Regions from separate parts of the Homo sapiens genome. Here region 1 is linked to region 2. Evidence: chromatin loops called from intact Hi-C (ENCODE). Cell type or tissue: Calu3. All regions are shown on one strand.

The links. Peaks named below come from ENCODE experiments on the same cell type or tissue, not always from the same donor. Only the 100,000 strongest peaks of a DNase experiment are listed, where the experiment ranks them.
Region 1: a loop joins it to region 2, with 7 times the contacts of the local background. A loop is called at or near these places in 91 of 110 quality-filtered maps.

The regions. Positions count from the first base shown.
Region 1 is chr4:143,198,118-143,206,117 of GRCh38, reverse strand. It overlaps USP38 (ubiquitin specific peptidase 38), which reads right to left. Exons shown (of 10, transcript NM_032557.6): 5 at 2,552-2,710; 6 at 1-85. Among named protein-coding and RNA genes, the nearest start is that of USP38, 17 kb to the right of the region's middle. In Calu3, no CTCF peak of the experiment used is centred here; no DNase peak of the experiment used is centred here.
Region 2 is chr4:143,479,584-143,487,583 of GRCh38, reverse strand. No RefSeq gene overlaps it. Among named protein-coding and RNA genes, the nearest start is that of SMARCA5, 30 kb to the left of the region's middle. In Calu3, no CTCF peak of the experiment used is centred here; a DNase peak (open chromatin) is centred at 4,613.

The DNA of each region.
Region 1 (8,000 bases), 280 kb after region 2:
AAGACGCCAAAGAATTGGATTGAGAAGTCCAGGCACTTTGATTGAGAATTAACTTAATCTTCTCTTCACTGGGCTTAGGAAAATCCTATAGGTCATAAAGAAGAAAAACAGTTTAAAAGTAAAGTAAAAATTATTTTTGTTGTTAAATTAATTAACACCATTAAGAAGATTCTTACACCGACATTTGAACTTTCTTTTCCCCCACTTAGTTTTGAAGTAACTGGCAGTACTTGGCTAGTCATGAAAATATCAAATTTCACTGTATGGCAAAAATAAATATTGTCTAATAACAGATTTTATCAAGTTAAGGAATACTCAAAAGCTGGAAATTCAAGTCACATTTGAACTCTTTATGTTCTCTATATGCCAGCAAAATGTTTATAAAATAAAACTTTGGGGTCAGAGAATACACTGCAGTGCTATTCAAAGGCAGTAGAATGAAGACTTAAATTTTAGCACACAGTTAAACATAAGTAAACAATTTGTTTTCAAATTTTGTAATAAAAATGTCTCCTTTTCATTAAATACTAATATTTACTCAGTATTAACCCTTAGAAATAAAATCCCAAAGTAATTAAGAAATGAGAAATGAAAGCATCTATGCACAATGACCTTTAAGAAAAATAAAACTTAATCTCATGTTACCCATATAGAAAATTATTACAACATATGGATTTTTCTTATCAACTTTGTGAAGTATGAGATAACATTTCAAGTGTAAATTATTTCAAGCATGAATAGAGCACTGGAGAGTAAGGGAAGTTGGTAAAATCATTAGGGCTTATCTGGATTGCTATTAGCATCTGGCACTTAGACCTTAACAAACAAACATTTTCTGAAGGAGTTTCAATCTTCTCATTTTTGTTGTTGTTGACAGCTAAGAAAAAGTGCTTTCTTTGGGCTTAGAGCGAGCCCATTGTTTCTTCTGAGCCTATATGAGTTATCAGAATTTTCAACATGAAAAACTCTGATGAACTAAACAATGGCAATCAATTAACAAGTGCAGCAACTATCATCTATGGATCCAGGGACAATGTAGAAAGAGATTAATATTACCATCAAATCCACTTCACAATGCTCCTGAACATAATCTACTTCTGAAGTGTCAAAGTGTCACCCCAGCAATATACATTAATTGCTTAACAGTCTTTGTGTTCTGAGCTCAACCAAAATAAGTTTGATTTAGTTAATGATACAGTAAAAAGAACTGTTTTTAATCCACCTCAGATACAGAAGTAAAGATAATAAGACCTTTATGTTGAAATTCAGATCTCAAAAAAACCATCAATAGAATTGATTTCTAATAATTTCTGATTGAGTTTGGCTGAGTTCAGTTCTCCTATTCTTTTGCTATACACTGATTATGCAGTAAGTTTACTGAGAGGAAAGTATGTTTATTGTGATCCAGTCTTCAACACAAACAGAAGTGCTTTTTAGGCTAGGCACAGTGGCTCATGCCTGTAATCCCAGCACTTTGGGAGGATGAGGATCACTTGAGCCTAGGAATTCAAGACCAGCCTGAGCAACATAGTGAGGCCCCGACTCTACAAAAAATAAAAAGTTAGCCTGGCGTGGTGGTGTGCACCTGGAGTCCCAGCTACTTGGGAGGCTGAGGCAGGAGGGTCACTTGAGCTCAAGATGTAGAGGCTGCAGTGAGCCGTGATCATGCCATTGCACTTCAGCCTGGGCAACAGAGCAAGACTGTCCAAAAAAAAAAAAAAGTGCTTTTTAGAACCATTTCCATATAAAATTGAAACACAGTATAACTCCACAAATAATTCAAGTAAAGATTCGAAACATTGATGAACAGTCCACAGCAAAAATAGAATTAAAAAAGAGGCCAGGTGCAGTGGCTCACGCCTGTAATCCCAGGACTTTGGAAGGCCAAGGCAGGCAGATTACTTGAGGTCAGGAGTTTCAGACCAGCCTGGCCAACATGGTAAAACCCTGTCTCTACTAAAAATACAAATTAGCCGGGCATGGTGGCAGGTGCCTGTAGTCCCAGCTATTCAGGAGGCTGAGGCGGAAGAATCGCTTGAATCCAGGAGGTGAAGGTTGCAGTGAGCAGAAATGGTACCACTGCACTCCAGCCTAGGTGACAGAGCGAGACTTGGTCTCAAGAAGAAAAAAAAAAAAAAGATTAAAAAGGGGAAGAAATCAAAGTCAAATATTTTATTAAACTCCATTTCCTGTATTCTAAGATGTACTCTACATATACTTTAACACTTCTAATATTGGGGTGCAAATCTGATGTATGCATTAACTTAACGTAGCATTTCTTTTTAAACAAATTTCCCAAAAAGCTATTATAAATTTAAAGATATGCCTTATAATTGATGACACTGCAGAAATAAAGAAATATGGTTATTAATTTAGAATGGTGACTCCAGCAAGAAAGCTGTTACTCCCTAAATGAAACCTGATTCTAACTGCATTTTTCAAATAAAAAGCATATTACCATAAAATAGTAAATTGAGTAGCTGGTTATAAGAATGTTTCACCTTATTAATATAACACAACTCCACAAATATTGGTACAACTATCATCATACCTTTATTGCCTCCAGAATAGGTTCATAGAGATCTGGAAATCCAGAATAATGATACATCATACAGTGTATCAATTCTGTTAATTGTACTAAGAAGGCTGTACTTGAAGGCAGACCATCATTTTTGAAAGAATGAACCAAATTAACCACATGAGGAACAATCTGAAAAGAAAAAAGGATAAACAATGCTGAATTTATACAAATTGGTAACACATTCTCTAGCCTACAAACAGAACACAAACGATATATGATCAGCAGATACTTTTCTGTATGTGCAGTCACAGAGTTTTTCTTGTTATTAAGTTAAACATTTCTAAAATATCAAGGTAAATCTAGTTTTCGAAGTCGCATATGACTGTAATCTCATATATGACCCCTCTCCTCATCCTTACACACCATCTAAAACATAAACTAAGGTATAAAATAGGAATCTTAGTCATTGCCACCATTCTGAAAAATGCTGTAGGTTGAAATTGTTAGGGTTATTATATTTACCAGGTCATTCAATGGGAATAAACTTTTGAAAAATAATCCTGGAATTAGCTAAAGAGCTCCATCTAGTGTGAATCTAAAATTTTTTACTTGAAAGAATTAAAAGTACATTGCACATTAAAGTCTACTTCAAGAAAATCTTTACATGAGTAACTAAAATTGCAGCTCAGGTAATGGGATTACTTTTAGATAAGCACAGAGACCATGCCTTATGTTAGAGTGGCTATTCTTACTAACAAATCCCATTTCACAGCAAAAGATGAGATGGTTCTAAAAATAAAGGGCATCAGAAACTTCTGTTAGTTTTAAAGACCTGGGGCTAAAAATAAAAGTGAAATCTAAAATGATCATTGCTCATAAACATATAGAATATTGTTAATATTGATCATCAGCACAACCATGTTCTTTCATTGTAAAATTAAACTAAAAAGTCATCAATCCAGAGCCAATCATATCTTTAGGAGGTTATTAAAATGAAACAACTTCTATTTTACAGACATAGCTCTTTCCATTAGTATGATACTATATTTTTTTCAATTAATTTTTAATTATAATCTGATACTACATATTTACACTTCTTATGGTAAAAGGTATCTTCTGTTCTATTTGTAGAACATTTTGGGGTTGCTAACTCATGGTAAAAAAGTTATAACTATTAGGGTCGTACCATCAAACAGCAATAACAGCAATTATAGTAATAACCCACTAATTCCCCGTCCTTCCCACAAAAAGAACAATCATAGTCTTACAACACAGTGCTATTTCCATTCTGCTCTGTCTAGCTTTACATTTGTGCTTAAATCACACTGTAGCTTTTGCATTACCTTCTTACCTCCATCACAGGTACTAATGTGACCATAAAACTACCAGTTCCTAGTGAGTTCATTCTATTGCTATCATCTTTACATTTCTAAGCAAATATGAATTATACTTCTGTCGCATAAAGCCACATTTATCAGATATTCTCTTGCTAAAAGTCAGAAATCCAAAATTATTTTGTTTTCTCAAAGGTGAAGGGAGACAGAAGAGGCAAAAATTTTAGAAGTAATTATTAAATTTATAATTCCAAATCTGTCAAATTAGATTAGGTCTTTGTAATCAGGTTATATGGTTGTCTATTACTATATCTCAAATGGTCAACATTATCACGACATGGAAATAAGACTTAGTCTTTCACAGTTATACAGATATACTTCCAAGCAGGCTATTACTTTCTAAATGTGTGAAAGTTGATTTTTTTGAATAAGTGAAACTAAATGTTTCTTGACATTATTATAATACTAAAGTTTTTGAGGAAATGTATAAAACTTATTTAATTAGAAGCTTTGATTTTTTTTCTTTCTCCATTATTCCTATCTGCCATAGTGTCTGTTTAAAATAAATTTATTCCACTGGGTAAAATGCATAAGAAAAGCAACCTGACCCATAACACCACATATTCTAACATCAACCTTGGCTTGCCCTAAGATATTCTAAACTTATGATGAATTATGATGATGCTGATTCCAGATTATTGCTCATACTTAGCAACTCCTAAGCCCAAGTCCTTTACTGAGTTATTTGGAGTTATAGGTGATTTAACTACCACATTACCCACTACTAGATTAAGGAATGTCCTCAATATGGGCAATAAACATTAGAATGAATGATAAAGTTATGTCAGAGAATCTCCTTCCTAGAAATTTGGAAAACATCTTGAGTTGATTTTTGTATATGGTGTAAGGAAGGGGTCCAGCTTCAATCTTCTTCATATGGCTAGCCAGTTGTCAAAGCACCATTTATTGAAGAGGGAGCCTTTTCCCCATTGCTTGTTTTGACAGCTTTGTCAAGATCAGATGGTCATAGGTGTGCAGCTTCGTCTGTGGGCTGTCTATTCTGTTCCATTAGTCTATGTGCCTGTTTTTGTACCAGTACCACGCTGTTTTAATATACTACTGTAGCCCTGTAGTATAATTTGAAGCTGGGTAATGTGATGGCTCCAGCTTTGTTCTTTTTGCTTAGGATTGCTGTGGCTATTCAGGTTCTTCTTTGGTTCCACACAAATTTTAAAATAGTGTTTTTTTAGTTCTGTGAAGAATGTCATTGGTAGTTTGATTGAAGTAGCACTGCATCTGTAAATTGCTTTGGGCAGTACGGCCATTTTAATGATATTGATTCTTCCTATCCATAAGCATGGGATGTTTTTCCATTTGTTTGTGTCTTCTTGATTTCTTTGAGCACTGTTTTGTATTTCTCATTGTAGAGATCTTTCACCTCCCTGGTTAGCTGTATTCCTAGGTATTTTATTCTTTTTGTGGCAATTGTGAATGGGATCGCCTTCCTGATTTGGCTCCTAGCTTGACTGCTGTTGGTGTATAGGAATGCTAGTGATTTTTTTACATTAACTTCTTATCCTGAGACTTTGCTGAAGTTGTTTATCAGCTGAAGGAGCTTTTGCGCTGAGACTATGGGGTTTTCTAGATACAGAAACATATAATCTACAAATAGTTTCACTTCTTCTCTTCCTATATGGATGTCACCTATTGCCTTCTCTTGCCTGACTGCTCTGGCTAGGACTTCCAGTACTATATTGATTAGGAGTGGTGAGAGAGGACATCCTTGTCTTGTGCTGGTTTTCAAGGGGAATGCTTCTAGCTTTTGCCCATTGAGTATAATGTTGGTTGTGGGTTTGTCACAGATGCCTCTTATTATTTTCAGACATGTTCCTCTAATACCTAGTTTATTGAGAGTATTTAACATGAAGGGATGTTGAATTTATTGAAAGCTTTTTCTGCATCCATTGATATAACCATGTAGTTTATGTCTTTATTTCTGTTTATGTGATTTATTTGTGTATGCTAAACTAACCTTGCATCCCACAGATGAAGCCTACTTGATCATGATGGATTAGCTTTTTGAAGTGCTGCTGGATTTGCTTTGCAAGTTGAGGATTTTTGTATCGATGTTCATTACATCAAGGATAAGACTTAAATGTAAAACCCCAAACTTTAAAAACCCTGGAAGACAACCTAGGCAATACCATCCTGGACACAAAGATTTCATGACAAAGACACCAAAAGCAATTGCTACAAAAGCAAAAATTGACAAACGGGATCTAATTAAACTTAAGAGCTTCTGCACAGCAAAAGAAACTATCAACAGAGTAAACAGACAACCTACGGAATGGGAGAAAATACTTATAAACTATGCATCTGACAAAGGTCTAATATCCAGCCTCTATAAGGAACTTAAACAAATTTACAAGAGAAAACCCTATTAAAAAGCAGGCAAAGGACATGAACAGACGCTTTTCAAAAGAAGACATATATGCAGCCAACAAGCTTAAGAAAAAAAGCTCAGTATTACTGATCAGCAGAGAAATGCAAATCAAAACCACAATGAACTACCATCTCATACCAGTCAGAATGGCTATCATTAAAAAGTCAAAAAAGAAGACATGCTGGTGAGGTTCAAAAAAAGGGGAACACTTATACACTTGGTGGGAGTATAAATTCGTTCAACCATTGTGGAAAGCAGTATGGTGATTCTTCAAAGAGCTAACAGCAGCACTGGCATTTGACCCAGCAATCCTATTATGGGGTATACACCAAGAGGAATATAAATCATTCTACCATAAAGATACATGCACATGAATGTTCACTGTAGCATTATTCACAATAGCAAAGAAATGGAATCAATCTAAATGCCCATCAGTGACAGATTGGATAAAGAAAATGTGGTACATATACACCATGGAATACTATGCAGCCATAATAATAAGATCATGTCTTCTGCGGGAACACGGATGGAGGGCGAGGCTATTATTATCCTTAGCAAACTAACCCAGCAACAGAAAACCAAATACCCCATGTTTTCACTTATAAGCGGGAGCTAAATGGTGAGAACTCATGAACACAAAAAAGGGGACAATAGACACTGAGGTCTACTTGAGCGGGGAGAGTGGGAGGAGGTAGAGGAGCAGAAAAGATAACTATTGGGTACTGGGTTTAATAACTGGGTAATGCAATAATCTGTAAACCAAACCCATGTGACATGAGTTTACCTATGTAACAAACTTTCATGTTTCCCTGAATCTAACAAGTTAAAAAAAAAATGTGGAAAACAAAGCCTTTTCTCAAATGTCTTACACATGATTGTGCCTGAAGACAAGGACAAGTAATTGATGTTTTTTTTCTTGGAAGACTTTGCTAGTACACCTGCTATCTTAGAGTTTGAGTTCTGTTTGTATTATACATATATATAAGGTTACTGCTTGATGATTAAATTCACCAAAATTAGGGCAATTAACTGCAGAAATCACTCATCCTAAGTGGTAATGTGTAATGTAATTACTTGCTAGTAAGGTTTACTTACTACAAAGCCTGTGGACTTTCCTTCAGTGGAAATGAGACACTGAGCAACCTATGTGAATATATTCTAGATAAATAAAAACAAATGGAATTCTGAACTTCATTAGTCTCCTCTAAAGTTTGTTATGGTGAATCAGTATTCCTAAGATTTTTCCACTGTGGGTTTATTGACAATGAGTTTCTAGTCCTATAAAACAGGATTAGTCTTTGGAAGAATTAAGTAACCACACAAAGGCACTGTTTTCCTATGATGCCCTAGAGTGGTAAATGGACAGCTGACCAAAATTACAATTTGTCATTTCTCATCTGCAGTAACTGATAATCAAATAATTGAAATCAAATAAACGCCAATGATTCAGCTGGCTTAACGTGGTAGGATTCTAGATGTATTTTAAAGGTGGGGTCAACAGGATTTGTAGGATGTAGGCTGAGAGTGAATGAAAAGCCTGCAAAGACTGGTGTGTTTTCATGCTTTCAAAATTCTAAAGCAGTGGTTTTCAATCATTTTAATCCTTCTATACTGTTCATTTGTGCAACAGACATCCATCAGTGACATCTCCCATGTGAACAGTAACTCTCAACTGCTGGTAGTTGTTGCAAGTGGAGTAGTT
Region 2 (8,000 bases):
TGTTCCATTCACTCTTTAAACTTGGTAATGGATGAAGCAGCAGAAGAATCTGTTTTGACACGCTAGATTTCTTTATTTTACCCAATAACTATGCGATTATTGTAATAAACAATACATTTTGGTTTCAACATGTTGAAATGTGTCAGAGAAGTCATTTATGGAAACTATTGTCAATATCTACAGGAAAATTGAGATGATGCCATCAGGCCACTAAGAACTGAATTGTACGTAGTATAAAATCCTTTTGTGGAAATTATTGATAATATTAATAAAGATGTAGAGTCTAGAACTCAAGATATAGGCATAAATTGAAAATATCCACTTTAAACTTACTTTCTTAGGACTAATTTGGCATATTTTAAGTCAAAATACAGGTATAATGAACATGATGCAGGACTAAATTCAATGTAAATAATGGCCTTGAAAGCATCAAAGAAACTAAGAAATTCTATAAAGATAAATAAAGTGATAATACTTACAAAAGTATATGTTATTGTGCTTGCTTTGGCAGCACATATACTAAAATAGGAATGACAGAGATGTTGTTTAATGTGTATACAGTTGCAAGATGAAAAAGTTCTGGAGATCTGTTTCACAACAATGTGAATATACTTAATATTGAACTACACATTTTAAAATGGTTAAGATGGTTAATTTTATATGTCTCTTACCACTTTAAAAAACATATGTTACAAATTCTAAATAAAGTCCCTTGATATTGATACAGCAAAGACAATCTAGAAGACTAAGAAGTCTCAGTTTGGCTGCACATGTCAAAATCAAGCCCTCTTTGATCCAGCATCAAATAATATGCTCTTTGCTTTGTTTCTACATTAGCTGAAAGAGTATTATCTTTAAAAAGAAGATTGTGATGGTGATTTCCTAGATGTGTACATACATTGAAACTCATCAATTTATAAGCTTTAAATACATGCAGTTTTATATTCATGAATTATATCTCAATAAAGCTGTTTTATTTTTTCAAAATAAGAAAAAATTATACTGAGGTATCATGACTTTTCTATGTCAGTGCTTCTCAAACTTCAATGTACACATGATTCATCGGGGGGTCATAATAGGAAGTAGGTTCTGATTCCATATATGGGATACCTATGGTTTGTTCATGTATGAGTATCTGGAAGCCTTATTTTCCAAAGTCTAGTATTAATTCTATTTAATTATTACAATATATTTATGGAGATAATTTACTGAACACATTCCAAAATACTTTGAAATTCTCAAAGATATTTTTTCTTTTCTAGTATCATTTTGCCAGTGAAAAGGTAGCCTCTCAAAATTAAAAATTTTTTAGAACCACTTAAAGTCTACAGTATCACAAGAAAGACTGGCAAATCTGGTGATTATTTCTGAAGAAAACAAGATATTAGAGTAAGCACTGAAATGATCCTAAAGAACTTAGTTTTATAATTTTAACAAAGTTTTATTTTTAAAATTGATTCCTTCACAGTGACTTTGCGTTCTTGCTCATTATAATTCGTTTTTATTAATTTATGATAACTTTGAGTCCTCAATGATTTTGATAATTTTAAACTTTCTATAATTTCATGTTTACATCTGATATATGTAATTTATTCAGATGCTATATTGACTTTACATATGACACGTTTTATCATTGTTGAGAACTAAATAACGTATTGACTTAAAATTTATTGTTACCCAGAGGTGCCAACGGGTGGTAGCAGCTCTAAGTGTAGGGTGTGAGGAAAAAGGTAATGAATGAATTGGATTTTATTTTGAAGGCTGTGGGAGCATCTGAAGGATATTAGGCAAGTGAGTTATGAGATCAGATTTGTGATGGAAAAAGATTCATTTGGCAATCATGATGGCGAATAGAGATGGTGGATTCAGAAGGCACAAGAGACACTGGGTGTGGAACTAATCAGAGATGATGGCAGCCAGGAGTTACCAGCAGTGATCTATGTGAGAAAAGAGGTAGGAGCAAACTAAGGCAGTGGCAGAAGAAAAGAGAGAAGAGAATGAGAATATTCATTATCTGAGCAGAAAGAAAAGACTGAGGGTCATAAAAATTTATTAATAAGAAAACATGCACTGATAAGTATGAATGTGCCATTAATATATTTCTATTCTTGAATACATTTCCATCTTCACCACCTCCCTGCCCATCGGTCTTACTTCCCTCTGGGATCAGGAGCCAGGCTTGCTGTGTGCTGCCTGGCCTCCTTTCCAACTTTTCTGCATCTTTTCTCTGGTCCAGCATTTTTCAGCTACAAGAACAGAGGCAGATCAGAAACGAATTGCACATTCCTTAAAAGCTGTTGTGAAGATGAAGTAACACTATTCAACTAAAATGTCACAGGAAATTATCAAAAGCTGTTAAATCTATTCCATTTGATGTGGAGTACAGTTGTAAACTTTATTAATAGTAACAAATATTAAAGTATATTCTGCCAATTGTTCATTTAGTGAATTGGCCTGATTCCACAAGTTCTAGGGTAGAAAGCAGGAGGAGGAAAAGGTCATTGGAGTTTAAGGAACATGGAGAGGCTGGTGTGCTGTATGCATTGCCCTGAAGGATATTAAAGTTACCCAGAAAATTGGAAGAAATATAGAAGAAGGGAAGGCATTGAGGCATGGGGGATGAGAGAGAGTGACCTCTGAATGAGAGGGAGTGAACAGAAATCACTAGAATATAGCGACGAGGACGGTGGTGTCTTAAGCTCCTATAGTTACAGTTTTGGGATGAGGATTGAGAACTTGTTTGAAGTAGTGTTGGAAGAGGAAGAAGGGGACTCATGTCCTGCTCTTAGGGTCTAGGGTATGACAGGAAAATACTTTCACTTGAAAGAGATGGGAAGTAGTATCCTCAGGAGAGCTCACGTTTAGTGAAGTCAGTTTGGGAATAAAATTGAGATAAAGCTCTTCCTTTAGAGAACCAGAGGAAAGGCTTAAGGGTTAGGAAGAGGTGGGAGACTGTGGCAAGTAATGGGACGATCATTTTGGGGGTGAAGAATTAGAGATGATAGATGACAGGACCTAGGTGAATTGGAGTTGTGGGGGATGCCACTGTAGTTGGAGTGCTTTTGGTAATGGTGGTGGCTATGGGCAAAGCCAAGTCCCCTTTTTGTGAGCCTCTGATTATCTCGGCTCAGGAGACTTCCATCTTTGCAACTGAAAAAGGAGGGCGGCCGGGTGCGGTGGCTCATGCTTGTAATCCCAACACTTTGGGAGGCTGGGGTGGGCGGATCACCTGAGGCCAGGAGTTCCAGACTAGCCTAGACAACATGGCAAAACCCTGTCTCTGCTACAAATACAAAAATTAGCTGGGCGTGGTGGCTCGTGCCTGTAGTCCCAGCTACTTGGGAGGCTGGGGCAGGAGAATTACTTGAACCTGGAAGTGGAGGCTGCAGTGAGCCGAGATTGTGCCACTGTATCCCAGCCTGGGCGACAGAGCAAGACTCTGTCTCAAAAAAAAAAAAAAAAAAAAAAAAAGAGGCCGGGCACGGTGGCTCACGCCTGTAATCCCAGTACTTTGGGAGGCCGAGGTGGGTGGATCATCTGAGGTCAGGAGTTCATGACCAGCCTGACCAACATGGTGAAACCCCATCTCTTAACTAAAAATACAAAATTAGCCAGGCGTGGTGGCACACGCTTGTAATCCTAGCTACTTGGGAGGCTGAGGCAGAAGAATGGCTTGAACTTGGGAGGTGGAGGTTGCAGTGAGCCAAGATCGTGCCATTGCACTCCAGCCTGGGTGACAGAGTGAGATGGAGTTCATATTTTAAATGTGCTATTTCTGCCTAAAATATCTTTAAAAAATAAAAGAAAATAAAAAGGAGGCCAAATGTCTATAGCAGCATTTATTCATACTACCTTGAAAGTGGAAACAATCCAAATGTCCATCAACTGATGAATGGATAATTAAAATGTAGCACAGCCGTAAAATGGAATATTATTCAGCAATAAAAAGGAAAGCAGTACTGATACATGCTACAGCATACATGAACCTTGTGTACAGTATGCTAAAGGAAAGAAGCTAGTCATAAACGGCCATGCCACATATTGTATGGGTTCTATTTTTATTAAATGTCTAGAAAAGGGAAATCTACAGAACCAGAAAATAGGTTCATGATAGCCTAGGGCTGAGGCAGGATTGGGGTAATTGGTAGTGATTGCCAATGGGTACGGAATTTGTTTTCGGGCTGATGAAAACGTTCTAAATTAATTGTGGTGATGGTGGTAAAAGGCTGCAAATACACTAAAAATCAGCTGTATAGTTTAAATGGGCGAGTTATTTGGTATGTGAATTATTAATATATTTCAGTGGAAAAAGGGGACAATAACTCAGGTTGTAATCAAACAAAATATTATGGATGTGAGAATGTTTTGGAGACCAAAAAGCACAAAATATATGTGAAATTGGTAAGGCAAGTGTGGGGACACCTTCTTCTGAAGATTTAAAAGAAAATGACTAATACTTTAGGGCTGGTCTTAACTGACTTATTGAAGGCAAGGGGGCAGACCACTTGGCTTCAAGGAACTTTTACAATTGTAATTCCATGAGAGAATATTCATGTAATTTATTCTACTTTTTGTCAGATTTCCCTTGAAAATTCAGTTCATGCACAAGAGGGTGCTGTCCACCAAATAACAACTTGTTCATCGCTGCTGGCAATGTGCATATGTAATCTTAGGAGAAAAAAACCAAAGTAAGGTCAAGGAGAACCTAAATTTAAAAGTCCCTTAATACATATGAACTAGTATATATGAGTTTGCTTATGAGTGTACAGCATATCTCTGGAAGGACATATAACATGGGCATAGGAGAGAGGGGTACTTTTTTCTGTAAACTATTTAATGCTTTTTATGTTTTGAACCCTATGATTGTATTATTTATAAGAAACATTGTATAGAAAGAAATAATACCTTATAAAAATTATTCTGTGATGTTATTTAGATTAACATGTGAAATTGAGAAAAGGGATGTGGAGAACATATGCAACATATAGAGATATTATTCAAATCAATTTTTTAAAATCATTGCCAATTCATAGTAATGGCTTATTTTGTCTACTTATTCTTCTAATGAATCCAAGGATTTTCCCATGTATTATATGTGTATTCTTTCCTTCCTTTCTTCCTTCCTGAACGCCTGGCTTCTTGCCTGCCTTCCTCCCTTCCTTTTTTTTCTCTTCCTCTCATTTTTTCCAGGTATAAGAAAGATAATTGAATTGTTCAACTACTTTTCAACTTTCTACTATAAAACTCTTCAATAGAAAATTTGAAAGAATAGTACAATAAACATTTACCACCTTGATGGAATAATTATTAATATTTTGATTTTAACTTACATCTTATCTTTTTAAGAGACAGAGTCTCACTTTGTTGCCCAGGCTGGTCTCAAACATCTGAGCTCAAGCAATCCTTCCATCTCAGCCTCCCAAGTAGATGGGACTGCAGGCACATGCCAATTATTTTGCTCTGTTTATCTCTGTACATATATGTATATGTGTGTGCATTTTTTTCAATATTATTTTCAGATGTTTTAACCCTAAATAATTCAGCAGCCATCTATATAATGAAGGACATTCAACTACATTGTCATAATATTATTACACCAGAAAAATTATGAGTAATTCTTTAATACCATTTATTATCTAGTTCATATTTTAAATGTGCTATTTGTGCCTAAAATGTCTTAAATCACTTTCTTCCCCCATGAAGTATTGTGGTTGTTATGCGTTTGTCTCTTTTGTTCTGGAGCAGTCCCTCACTTAAAAAAAAAAAAGACTTCATCTTTTTGTAGAGACCGGGCAAGTTGTCTTACATGGAATATTCTATATTTTGTCTGATTGTTTCCTGGTGGTGTCAATTAAATTGTCCCTCTGTCTTCTGGATGTTAGATTCAGGTCAAACATTTTTGGCAATAGTTTATTTTTAATCTTTTCATTATGAAATAAAACACACAGAGTTCACAAAACAAAAATATGCAGCACGATTAATTATTACAAAGTGAACATACCTAGGCAACCACCACCCAAGTGAATAAATAGAACATTGCCAGCACTCCAAAAACCACATGCGCCCCTTCCAACTTTTTACCTGTCCTTCCCATCCAGTGTAATTACTATCCTCGACTTTAGGAAATTAACTCCTTACTTCCTTTATAGTTTTGCCACCTAAGCATGCATTAAACACCATGGTTTAGTTTTTGCACTGTTTTTGCACTTTATGTGGGTAAAATCATATGTTGTGTTCTTTTGTATCTAGCTTCTTTTAGTCAATCTTGTACTTGAGAAATTCATCTATATGCTTATGAGTGGCTGTAGTTTATTCATTTAAATATCTGAATTATTGAAATAAAACATAATTCACTTCTCCTTTCTACTGTTGATGGGCATTTGGGTTATTTTGCTCATTTTGTTTTTGTAAATAATACTACCATGAACATTCTCATGTCTGTCTCTTGCTACACATGTGCATGCATTTCAGTTGGGTATAACTCGGTAGTATGATTTTTAGGCCATAAGGTATTCATATGTCTAAATTTTGTAAATATTTTGTACATTTTGTAAATAATGACAGTCTTTCAAAGTGGTTGTGTTAATTTGACCCCTACTAGCACTGCATGAGATTAATTTACACATTCTTAGCAATGCTTCGTATTGGCAGTCTTTTTAATCATTTGAGTGGATGTGCAGTAGTATAACGTGGGTTTTGTTTGCATTCTCGTCTCCTGCCCCTTTTTGAGTTACTGCATTTTTCTTACTGATCTATAGGAGTTCTAAATATAATCAGTTTATGAATCATTTGTTAATTTTCCCACTGTGTGTTTTGCTTTTGGTTATTGTAACAGTATCTATTGATGAGTAGATGTTCTTAACTTTGATATAATCCAATTTGTCAATCTTTTATTTTTTGGTTAATTCCTTTCTGGTCCTCTTTAAGAAACCTTCTTTTTTTTTTGAATCATGATAAAATTATCCTGTATAAGCTTTGTTATTGTTTTGCCTTTCACAATTATATCTACAGTTCACTAGGAATTGATACTTGCTTATAATATGAGTCACAGGTCAATTTTCTTCTTTTATTTATATGGATATCCATGTGGTCCACATTGTTTTCCACTGCTCTGCAGCTACTGTGTCATAAATCAGTGTCCATATATACGTGGTTCTGTTTCTGTGTTCTCTTTTGAGTTCCTTTGGCATACTTTTTCATCCTGGTACCAATGTTACTTGCTACATCTTTATAATAAGTTGTAAATCTTATAGAGTACTTCTTCCACATTGTTATTTTTCAAGAATATTTTGGCTATTCTTGGTCTTTTGCACTTCCATAGACACTTAAGAATCAGCTTCTCAGGTTCATTTAAAACAAAAACAAAAACAAAACAAAAACCTGGGATTTTGAATGACATTGCATTGAACTTAAAGATCAACTTTGGGGAAAACTGATATCTTCACAGCATTGAATTACCCCACCCATGCACATCATATACTCTTTTTTATTCCTCTATTTTGACTTTATTCTTAATATTTTATAGCAGAGGTTTTGCACATACTATTTTAAATGTGTTTCTGATCAATTCTTTTGATGCTATCAAAATTTCATATTCAAATTGTTACATACAAAAATTGATTTTTGTATGTTAACCTTATTTCTAACAACCTTTTACCTGTAGATTTATTTCAGCTTTCTACATACACAATCATATTATCTGTGGATAACAGCTGTTTTATTTATTTTCTCAAATTCTTGTAATTTTCCCTGCATATGTCCTTCAGTACAATACTGAATAGAAGTGGTGATAATGGACATATTTGTCTTGTTCCAGGTCTCAAAGAGAAAGTTGTCAATATTTCAGCATTAAGTGTCAGGTTTGCTGATAAATGTTTAAATATTCTTTTTTTCATAAACTTCCCTTTTATTTAATGTTGCTAAGAGTTGTTCTTTAAATCATGAATAGATGTTGAAGTTTAACAATTTTCTGCATCAATTGAGATGATCATGTGATTAAT